2 separate regions of the Homo sapiens genome follow, and region 1 is linked to region 2. A link is a contact called in ENCODE Hi-C or POLR2A ChIA-PET data. All regions are on one chromosome and are shown on one strand. Each heading gives the region's core, a stretch centred on a gene start or an enhancer-like site at or near the end of the contact. The rest is flanking DNA. Distances are from core to core; before and after follow the strand shown.

What was found. Hi-C counts contacts between places; a loop is a spot of excess contacts on that map. ChIA-PET counts read pairs that join two places held with the same protein, here RNA polymerase II (POLR2A). Pooled maps may share reads with other maps.
Region 1: a pooled map shows a loop between it and region 2 (4-fold over the local background). The contact joins two enhancer-like sites. A Hi-C loop is called at or near these places in 1 of 50 pooled maps. POLR2A ChIA-PET finds 5 or more read pairs at or near these places in 2 of 52 experiments (AG04450 and GM12878).

Annotation. Positions count from the first base shown.
Region 1 is chr19:3,686,606-3,692,151 of GRCh38, forward strand. All of the region lies in intron 1 of PIP5K1C (phosphatidylinositol-4-phosphate 5-kinase type 1 gamma), which reads right to left. Among named protein-coding and RNA genes, the nearest start is that of PIP5K1C, 11 kb to the right of the region's middle. RefSeq lists silencers at 1,322-1,521, 1,542-1,751, 1,772-1,821 and enhancers at 2,634-2,703, 2,714-2,793, 4,406-4,700. Within about 2 kb of position 1,251, at least 9 of the 41 ENCODE cell types and tissues checked have a DNase peak (open chromatin) inside an H3K27ac peak, as active enhancers do.
Region 2 is chr19:2,949,434-2,955,333 of GRCh38, forward strand. No RefSeq gene overlaps it. Among named protein-coding and RNA genes, the nearest start is that of ZNF77, 7.4 kb to the left of the region's middle. RefSeq lists an enhancer at 1,142-1,211. Within about 2 kb of position 1,323, at least 32 of the 41 ENCODE cell types and tissues checked have a DNase peak (open chromatin) inside an H3K27ac peak, as active enhancers do.

The DNA.
Region 1 (5,546 bases), core at 1-2,500, 740 kb after region 2:
TACTCAGGAGGCTGAGGCAGGAGAATCACTTGAACCCAGGAGGTGGAGCTTGTGGTGAACCGAGATCGCACCATTGCACTCCAGCCTGGGCAACAGGAGCGAAACTCCGTCTCAAAATAAATAAATAAATAAAATAAAATAAAATAAAATAAAATAAAATAATTACAAACTGGAATGAATGTAATAGCTAAAACTATAAAACTACTTAAGAAAATGGGGTAATAAATCTTTGTGACCTTGGATTAGGCAACAATTTCTTAAATAAACACCAAAAGCATAAGCAAGCAAAGAAAAAAACAGATCAAGGCCAGGTGCAGTGGCTCACACCGGTAATCCCAGCACTTTGGGAGGCCGAGGCAGGTGGATAGCCTAAGGTCGGCAGTTCGAGAGCAGCCTGGCCAACATGGTAAAACCCTGTCCCTACTAAAAACACAAAAATTAGCCGGGCATAGTGGTGCACACCTATAATCCCAGCTACTCTGGAAGCTGAAGAAGAAGATTGGCTTGAACCCGGGAGGCAGACGTTGCAGTGGGCTGAGATCATGCCACTGCACTCCAGCCTGGGTGAAAAGAGTGAGACTCCGACTCAAAACAAAAACAAAAAAAATTAGCCAGGCATGGTGGCACATGCCTGTAGTCCCAGCTACTCAGGAGGCTGAGATAGGAGAATTGCTTGAACCTGGGAGGCGGAGGTTGCAGTGAGCCGAGACTGCGCCACTGCACTCCAGCCTGGGTGGCAGACTGAGACTCAGTCTCAAAAAGAAAAGAATTTAAGAAAGAAGTCCAAGTGTGCAATAAGGAATATGTCCCAACAGGGCAGGAAAGGAAGAAAGGACCCACAGGTGCAGGGAGCGGTGAGGGCCTGTGGGAAGGGGACACAGACGCACATACACGCACACATGCACATACATGCACACATGCACACGCACACACATACATGCACACATGCACACGCACACACATGCACACGCACACACATGCAGATACACACATGCATACACGCACACACACGCACAGGCCCTCAGAGGACACCACAGAACACCTGCGGGACACAGCAAGGAAGGGGTGAGGTGGCTGGAGGGGAGGGTACACCTGGGGGACCCCAGCACGGTGGAGGGACAGCCTGGGGTCCACCCGAGTAGTAGGCCGCCCCTCTTCCTTGCCCCTTCTCCCTTCTCCCTGCCGGGTGCTCCCCGCAGGGCATAGAGTGATCGCTTTCCCCGCAGCAGGTGGGCGGGCAGGAGCCAGGCCGGTAAACAGGAAGCTCTGCGCAGGCGGGCGGAGCATCCAGAACTCCGCAGGCCCTGAGGTGTTGGGTCGTTTCCCAGGGCCCCAATGTCCAGGGAGAAAGAGGCTCCACTCTCAGCACCAAGCTCCCGGGCGGGCCGGGGCAGGAGGCTGTGGGGCGTGGCCAGCCCGCAGGTGGCGGGGCCGACGGGATGGGTCAGGGTGCACAGAGCACACGCCAGCCCCTGGGGGAAGCCCGGCCCGTGCGGGCTGCGGGAGATCCTGATGGGCCCCGAGCTGAGGCTCCCGCAGCCAGGGTCTGCGCGTGGTCCCCACCTCCTTGCGCGCTCCGTCTCCAGCACAGCAGAGGTGGACGCCCCTCGCGGCTGGCTCCCCAGCGTCCCTGTCCTCCAGGGGCGCAGCGTCCCTCCGGGGAGTACAGTGTCCCTGAAGGGAATTCCTTCCAGAGCCTGAGGTTAGGCCGTGGTGGGAAACAGAGCGGGGTGCCGCAGGGGAGCCCGCAGGAGCTCCTGTTCCTCACCTGCGAGGGGGGGACGGCCTCTGGCCCCCTGCTGTGGGCGGGGAGGGATCTAGAAGACCGGAAGGCTATTTCCAGGGCAGCACCCCCAGGACTCTGGGGCACACACGTCCCCAGGCAGCTCCGGTGAGGCCACCCTCGCCCCCTGGTTTCAACTCCTGCTGTGAGCACCTGGCCTTTCCCTGGTCCACTGAGAGCCGCGTGTGTTTTTTGCGGTTTTGCTGGTGATTCTGCTGCTGAAATTGCCCCCCCAGGCATTGTCCTCAGGTGGTTTCGTGTCCCTCAGGGCTAGAGACCCGGATGAGCCCCATGGAGAAACCCGTAGTGAGAGAAGCTTTGCTCAAACAGGACTGAGAGCGGAAAGAGAGAGAGAGAGAGGAGAGTGGGGGGAGAACGAGAGCGAGAGACACACCGAGCTGGTGGGCCGGGGGAGGGGGACCCACACCCACGTCGCCATGGCCCCCCACCCCGTTTTTGAGCCCCCACACAGCCGAATACATGCCCCCGGTCCCCCTTCCAGCCTTGTCCCCAACACAGCCTGCAAATGGGCGGGGGCCTGGGAGAGTGCCCGGGATGGGGCTGGGGGGTGGGGGGGGCTTGGCGCACGCGGCCTATGGTCTGTGAGCTCCCTGTGGATAAATCAACAACACGGGTGTCTTTAAAATTTTCTTAGGATCTCACTCTGTCGCCCAGGCTGGAGTGCAGTGGTGCAATCACGGCTCACTGCAGCCTCAAACTCCTGGGCTCAGTAATCCAGTTATTCTCCCACCTCAGCCTCCCAAAGTGCTGGGATTACAGGTGTGAGCCACCGCACCCAGCCCTAAAATAACACGCCTTGAAATAAAAACGAACATACAACAAGGTCACGTATCGACTGGCTGATGGAAACATCATGCCCAGAGGCTCACAGGAACCCGACCTTGGGTTTCCCCTGGAGCCAGGGCTCAGTGTGCGCCTGAAGTGTCTGCAGCAGCTTCACAAAGGAACTACCACAAACAGGCCTGGCGCAGTGGCTCATGCCTGTAACCCCAGCACTTTGGGAGGCTGAGGTGGCTGGATCACAAGGTCAGGAGTTCGAGACCCACCTGGCCAACATGGTGAAACCCTGTCTCTACTAAAAATACAAAAATTAGCCGGGTGTGGTGGCGGGCGCCTGTAATCCCAGCTACTTGGGAGGCTGAGGCAGCAGAATTGCTTGAAACCGGAAGACAGAGGTTTCGGTGAGCTGAGATCGCGCCACTGCACTCCAGCCTGGACGAGAGGGCAAAACTCCGTCTCAAAAAAATAAAATAATTAAAATAAAATAAAGAACTACCACAAATAATGGAACTGGCTGCTTCAGGCAGAGAGGTACCATGCCAGCAATCAACACGCAAATGGCCTGACATAATCACACACGCACACGCTAACACACACACACTAACTCACATGCACTCTCACACACACAAACTTGCACACACTAACGTACACTCCCCCCCCACACACAGAATGATAAAGACATGGCAAAACGTTAGCAGCTGGTGGATCTCTGTGCGGGCTGTACAGGTCTTCACTGTAGCATTCTTGCCCCTTCTATAGGCTGGAAAGCTTTCCAAATAAACTATTTTTAATAGCCTAATATAATCTGAGCCCCAAGTGTATGGGCCAGAGAAACACCTGGGGTGACAGTCATTATCTCCACAGAGATGGAGAGGGTGAGGTGGGACTCACTTTTTACTCACTGCAAGTCTGATTACTTTTTTTTTTTTTAACTGTGAACATGTTATCATTTGTTCAAGACGAGACATGGCTGTAGCATGAAGGTAAAGGCAGAGGAGTGGAGCAGAATAAAAAGTCCAGAAATAGGCTGGGCGCACTGGCTCACACCTGTAACCCCAGCACATCGAGAAGCCAAGGCAAGAGGATCACTTGAGGCCAGGAGCTCGAGACCAGCCCAGGCAACATGGGAAGACCCTGTCTCCATAAAAGATGAAAAATTAGCTATGCATGGTGGCGCACACCTGCAGTCCCAGCTAGTTGGGAGGCTGGTTTGAACCCAGGAGGTCGAGGCTGCGGTGAGCTACAATCGTGTCACTGAACTCTAGCCTGGGTGATACAGCGAGACCCTGTCTTAAAAAAAAAAAAAAAGAATTGAAATGTGAACAAAAAAGAAGCTAAGTTATAAAAGTCTTAGCAGAATTTAATCATAACCTCAGAACAGGAAGACTTTCCCATTCATGACACCAAACTAGGAAACCAGAAAAGGAAAGAGTGATAAGTTTGACCACATAAACCCCAAAATACCTGCCAGACGTTAACAATCATCGTAGGAGAAGATGGGCAAAGAAGTACCTGCACTTGTGTCACCAATAAATGAGTAGCTGCCATAACAAATAAAGAGCTCCTACGAATCAACAAAATGGTGACAGATAACTGTAGACTGGGAAAGACACAATCATACAGGTCCCAGAAAATGAGGTCAGAGTTCAACCTGACGTGTGTGCTTACAAGAAGGAACTGTGCAAGGAAAATGGGCCGGGGAGGGTGGAGGTCGGGGCCACGGAGCTTGCAGGAGCTGAGGCAGCTCAGAGCCAGCCTCGGTGGTGACCCCGTCTCCCTGGTGGGGACACTCCATTTTCCAGCTCTTGATAGAAACACAGGTGACCGTCGGGAGGAGTGGGAGGGAGCTCCTGTGTGGCGAGTCCCTTCGCCTCTAGTGGTCTCTGCTCCCCTTGTGGAAACGCAGTTCCAAGAAAACAAAGAGGAAATGCTGCGAAGAGCCACAAGGACTTTTTCTCTGAGTCACAAGAAGACGAATATACGCTGCAATGACGCAGTGAGGGAAGAAGTCGCCTTGCACCCATATGGCTGCTGAGGATGGGAGAGATGGACGCGTCCTCCGCTGCCGGAACACGGAGCGCCCGGTCTGGTACAGTGCTGATGCTGCGTTTTGTTTTCTGGATTTTACGACATCTTGGGGGCCTCGCTAATCTGGGGATGACGGCCCCTTCCAGGGTAAGCGGATTCCTAAACGTTGCAAACGGCCCGCCTGCGAGCACACTGTGACGTGCAGAGCAACCAACCGCGAGCCCACGCACCTGATCAAACTCTCACGCGCCACGCCCAGGTTCCCTGCCCTGAATCACCCCAGGGCCAGCTCCCAGAACAGGGACCACCCCAACAGCCAAGAGCCGCAAACAGTCGGGAGTCAAACCAGCCCATCCTAGGCACACCCAGCCCATCTACCCCGCCTGGCCCGTCCCTTCCAACCAAAGCCTCGGGAACTGTAACACAAGAGCTTTTCAATAGCAGTCACCTCCTGCTCTCTTGGCCTCACCAGGCCTGATTTAAACCAATCAGAGTGCATCTGAATACACGTACCACCTTTCTGGGTTACAGAAGCATAGAGCCTTTACTGCACTGGGGGTGACAGCACCTCCGTCAACCTGGGATCTGAGAGATCGGGGAGCAAAACCACCAAAGCCCCCAACACAAGCGAGAAATGAGCCTCTGGGATGGCCGGGAGAGTGGGGATGTTTGTTTTAGCAGCAGACGCCAAGCCAGGCTGGCTCATACGCGCCCACAGGCACAGGCCCCGAGGCAGCTGCTCCCACCCCAGGCTCTTTTCCCTGCCCCAGCAGCCCCGCCCATGTCAGCGCATGCACCGTGGCCAGTCCAAGCACCGCACGGGAAGGGTGCACAGTGGGAGCTGCCCGCTCACGTCCCTGTCCCCACTCCCTGGGCGCCCACCATGGGCAGGGCCGGCTCTGAGCCTTTTGTGTGCATTGACTCATCTAATCCT
Region 2 (5,900 bases), core at 73-2,572:
GACAACCAAGTCTGCAGACATTGTCCAGTGTCCCCTGGGCGTAAAATTTCTCCTCCCCTCTTTGATAATCACTGCTTTAGACTCTATTTGGTCTTAGAGTCTTTTCTCTGAAGTCCATCATTTTATCCGCCGTAACCCTGCTGTCTTCACTTAAGGGGTCCAAGACGTTTACAGGAGGGTGATAATGGTGATGATGAGCTGCCAATAATAATCCACACACAGCACTATTTGACAAATGCAGGTAATGTTATGTATTTTACAGACCTGGAAACTGAGGCACTTAGGGGCTTGGCAACTTGCCTAATATCACCCGAGAGCTGATTAAGGCTTGGGGCCAGGACTGGGACCCCAGGATGAAGCCCAGCTGAGCAGAAAACCTCTGTGCACAGGATGCAGCAATCAAGATAATAAAAATCAACTCCGACTGAGAAAGTATCTGCCTACACATTCATCAGGCTGGGAGGACAGACCCAGATGGTATCAGTTGGAAAATTAACAGAAAACAGTATTTTTGCCAAGGACACCTTTTTCTGAGCCATCAATGTCTTCTAGCTCGCTAAATGCCTTCCTTGCCCATTACAATCATACACAGTGATTGACATTTTATCAGTAAGAATAAACTTCCCTTTTCCGGCCGGAGGGTCTGATTTTCTTGGACACAGAGAATCCGTCTCCATTTCCAACCCAGGTGCAGGGCTCTGATAAGCGGTTTCCGGACATAACAATCTACAGCGGTCTTATCTTGTGGTTCCCAAGGAAACAGGTCCCGGCTGCACTTCGCAGCCCAGACCCGAGGGTGACCCCTTTACAAGCTTGCTCTTTGCCAAATGGAAACCACGCAGTATTTACATTTCACCTAAACCCCACCCTTCCCTCCAAATCCGATGGGTTACTCAGGCCTAGGATCCTCAGGCCTAGGGGGTCAAAACGCCCCGCGTCCCCAACCAAGACCCCTGAAGTCTAGCGGGGTTCCACTGGCCTCCGGAGCCTCCTCCCTGGGGCGCGGTGCCAGGACTTCGCCATTAAACGAGCCCGCCCCCTGCACTTTGAACTCTGCCCCCATCCTTTGACCCAAACCCCCCTACGCCCCGGCATCGGAGTCCCCTTGCTTGGCCTCTGCCACGAAGATACGGGGCCAGGTCCAGCAGTACAAGGAGGAGAAACCGCTCTCACGGGAGGCGCTGCGGCCACTGAGGGAGACGGCCGCCGCGGGTCACAGACGGATGCTTCCGTTTCCGGTTCCGGGGCGGCTGGGAGCTGAAAAGTGGGCTAGTAATGAGCTTGGGATTGGTGGAGCCTCAAAGATAGGCGGGACGACCTACGTCGTCCAATCGCTGAGCAGGAAAAGCTAGTTTCCGCCGTCTGGGAGATAATTGGCATTGTTGGCAGATCCGCCCCTCGAGGGCAAGTCTCGGGACAGAATCGCGCTGTGGGCGTGGCTTGTACTGGATCCTCCCCGGGGCGTGGCTAAAACAAGACCGAGGTCCCGGGACGAGGTTGGGGGCGTGGTCTTTCGCGCAATCCTCCAACGCCCAATTACCCTGATAAACAATAAACGCTAAAATAAGTAATAAATGCTCATTTCCTCCAGCCAACACATTCCTCGTGATAACATACTCCTGCACAAAGATATTCCCATTGTTGGGATTTTTCTTCCTTGAATGTCTGTTATTTCTTCCAGAAATAAGGTCATTTTTATGCATTTACATGTGGCTTTTCTTATTAATGAGTGCGTTGTGATGTTCCCTTCTGGCCACTAGATGGCCACGTAGCTCACATTTTCAAATTCGCGGATATTTTGTTTTAGTTGCTTTAGACATAGGTGTCCAATCTTTTGGCTTCACTGGGACACATTGGAATAATTGTCTTGGGCCACACATAAAATACAGGAACACTAACTATAGCTGATGAGCTAAAACAAGACAAAAATTGCAAAATAATCTCATAATGTTTTTTTTTTCTTTTTTTTTTTTTTTTTTTGAGACGGAGTCTCGCTCTGTCGCCCAGGCTGGAGTGCAGTGGCGCGATCTCGGCTCACTGCAAGCTCCGCCTCCCGGGTTCAAGCCATTCTCCTGCCTCAGCCTCCCGAGTAGCTGGGATTACAGGCGCCCGCCACCAAGCCCGGCTAATTTTTTGTATTTTTAGTAGAGACGGGGTTTCACCGTGTTAGCCAGGATGGTCTCGATCTCCTGACCTCGTGATCCGACTGCCTCGGCCTCCCAAGTGCTGGGATTACAGGCGTAAGCCACCACTCCCAGCCAATAATCTCATAATGTTTTAAGAAAGTTTACGAATTTGTGTTGGGTGCATTCAAAGCCATCCTGGGCTTCATCCGGCCTGCAGGCCCTGAGTTGGAGAACTTAGCTTTAGAGTTTAGACACAGGAAAAATGCAGGGGTCTTTGCCTTCCATTGTGAGGCATCATAACTAAGATTAGGAGGCCATCCTGACTTGTCCCCTTGTGTGACACCCAGCGGGCTCCGCATCCCTTGCATTCCCATGCCTGAGCACCTATCTCTTTTACAAGGTAAGCAGTCCTGAAGGATACCAGCAGACCGCCAGATGGGTTACAAATTCCTCATATCCGGTACTGCCAGCGAAAGAGAACAAAAGTCCCTTATTCCTGAATCGGCTTCATCAGCTTCCCCAATCTCCAGCCAATCAACACCAAAAAGCCCAAGAAGCTATTAGCTACAAATTCCTGCCTAAGGCCGGGTGTGGTGGCTCACACCTGTAATCCCAGCACTTTGGGAGGCTGAGGCGGGTGGATCCATCTAAGGTCGGAAGTTCAAGACCAGCCTGACCAACACGGTGAAACCCTGTCTCTACTAAAAATACAAAACTTAGCTGGGCTTGGTGGCACATGCCTGTAATCCCAGCTACTTGGGAGGCTGAGGCAGGAGAATCGCTTGAACCCAGGAGGTGGAGTTGCCGTGAGCCGAGATCGTGCCATTGCACTCCAGCCTGGGCAACAAGAGTGAAACTCCATCTCAAAAAAAAAAAAAAAAAAATTCCTGCCTTAAAAGGGGCCAGGGACTTCTTCCAGGCCCCACATGTGCAGCTAGAGTTAAGGTTTAGCTAATAGTAAACTTTTCCTCATTTTATTTTATTTTTTTGAGATGGAATCCCACTCTGTTGCCAACGCTGGAGTACAGTGGAACAATCAAGACTCACTGCAGCCTCCAAGTCCTGGGTCCAAGCGATTCTCCTGCCTCAAACTCCTAAGTAGCTGGGACTACCAGCACTTGCCAACACACCTGCCTAATTTTTGTATTTTTAGTAGAGACGGGGTTTCACCACGTTGGCCAGGCTGGTCTCAAACACCTGACCTCAGGTGATCTGCCCGCCTCAGCCTCCCAAAGTGTCGGGATTACTTTGGGATTACTGTGGCGTGAGCCACAGCGCCGGGCCAACATTTTCCTCATTTTAATAGTTAAAAAAAAAAAACCTGAGGCTGAGGCAGGAGAAATGCTTGAGCCCGGGAGGCGGAGGTTGCTGTGAGCCGAGATCGTGCCACTGCACTCCATCCTGTGTGACAGAGTAAGACTCTCGAAAACAAAAACAAAAACGAAAACAAAACCCACCCCTAGGTGGAGATTTTGTATGCTATTGATACATGCAATGTGTGTTAGAGCAGGCAGATGCTGAGTCCAACCGTAGGTCCACCTTTGCACACCTGACCTCACCGGTATTTTCTGACTATGTACGTACAGCCCCCAAAAAGGAATTTATCTTAAGGCACTAGCTGCTGCCTCTCCCTGTGAATAGTCTGCTCTGCCTCTTAGAGAGTACTTTCATTTTGCAATAAATTTCTTTGCTTACTCACACTTTGGACTTGCTCTCAAATTATTTGTGCAGTGAAGCCAAGAACCTGCCCAGCCCACCAGCAACAGTTGTAGCTGCCGGACAGGTTCTCCCTGCTCACTGCACAAACAAAATCGATTCACAAAGACCGTGGCATTGCAGTAAAAAGAGTTTAGTTGGCCTGAGGCTGGCTATGCCATGCAGGAAACGGAGTCATTACTCAAACCAAGCTCCCTGAAGGCTCTGTCGCCCAGGATGGAGTGTAGTGACATGATCTCAGCTCACTGCAACCTCCGCCTCCCAAGTTCAGGTGATTCTCCTGCCTCAGCCTCCTGAGTAGCTGGGATTAGAGGCACCCGCCACCACGCCCGGCTAATTTTTGTACTTTTAGTAGAGATGGGTTTTTGCCACATTGGCCAAGCTGGTCTTGAACTCCTGACTTCAAGGGATCCACCAGCCTTGGCCTCCCAAAGTGCTGGGATTACAGACGTGAGCCACTGCACCCACTCAGGGGTTTTTTGAAGATAGTTTGGTGGTCAGGAGGCTAGGGTCTAGGTGCTGCTGGCTAGTTGGGGATGGGATCATAGGGATGTGGAACACGGCCCTCATGCCGTGAGTCCACTTCTGGGTGGAGGCCACAGGATGGGCCAGGGGTGTCCATCTGGTTGTCAGAAATGCAAAAGCCTGGCCAGGCGCGGTGGCTCACACTTGTAATCCCAGCACTTTGGGAGGCCGAGGCAGGAGGATCACTTGAGGCCAGGAGTTCGAGAGCAGCCTGGCCAACATGGTAAAACTCCGTCTCCACTAAAAATACAAAAAAAATAGCTGGGCATGGTCGTGCATGCCTGTAATCCCAGCTACTCGGGAGGCTGTGGCAGGAGAATCGCTTGAACCCGGGGGGCAGAGGTTGCAGTGAGCCGAGATCACGTCACTGCACTCCATCCTGTGGGCAACAGAGCGAGACTCCGGCTCAAACAAACAAACAAACAAAAAAACCAGAGCGACTCCATCTTGAATAGGGGCTGGGTAAAATGAGGCTGAGACCTGCTGGGCCACATTCCCAGGAGGTCAGGCATTCTTACTCACAGGAGGAGATAGGAGGTTGGCAGGACAGTATCACAGGACACAGGTCACGAAGACCCTGCTGTTAGAACAGAACATGGTAAAGAAGCCGCCAAATCTCACCAAAACCAAGATGGCGAAGAAAGTGACCTCTGGTTGTCCTCATTGCTCATTATATGCTAATTATAATGTATTAGCATGCTAAGAGACACTCTCACCAGTGCCATGACCGTTCACAAATGCCATGGCAATGTCCGGAAGTTACCTTATATGGTCTGAAAAGGGGAGGAGGCTGAGGCGGGCGGATCACCTGAGGTCGGGAGTTCGAGACCAGCCTGATCAACACGGAGAAACCCCGTCTCTACTAAAAATGCAAAATTAGCCGGGCGTGATGGCACATGCCTGTAATCCCAGCTACTCGGGAGGCTGAGGCAGCAGAATCACTTGAACCTGGGAGGCGGAGGTTGCAGTGAGCCAAGATCGCACCATTGCACTCCAGCCCAGGCAACAAGAGTGAAACTCTATCTCAAAAAAAAAAAAAAAAAAAAAAAAAAAAAGACGTGTGTGTGTGCACACAGAAATGTGTGCCTATTGTCTAATAAATACTCATAAAGCATCTTCTATGTCCCAGACTCTGTTTTCTGCACTGGGAAACACAGCAGTAAACATCACACATATCCTTCTCTATATCCTTTAGATTCCAATAGGGAAGGACAGAAAGTTAACCATGTTGATAAATAGCATGTTAATAGATATATCCCAGCCGGGCACGGTGGGTCATGCCTGTAATCCCAGCACTTTGGGAGGCCAAGGAGGGCAGATCACCTAAGGTCAGGAGTTCGAAACCAGCCTGGCCAACATGGTGAAACACCATCTCTACTAAAAAAAAAAAAAAAAAAAAAATAGCCAGGCAAGGTGTCGCATGCCTGTAATCCCAGCTACTCAGGAGGCTGAAACAGGAGAGTTGCTTGAACTCAGGAGGTGCAGGTTGCAGTGAGAGAAGATCGTGCCACTGAACTCCAGCCTGGGCAACAG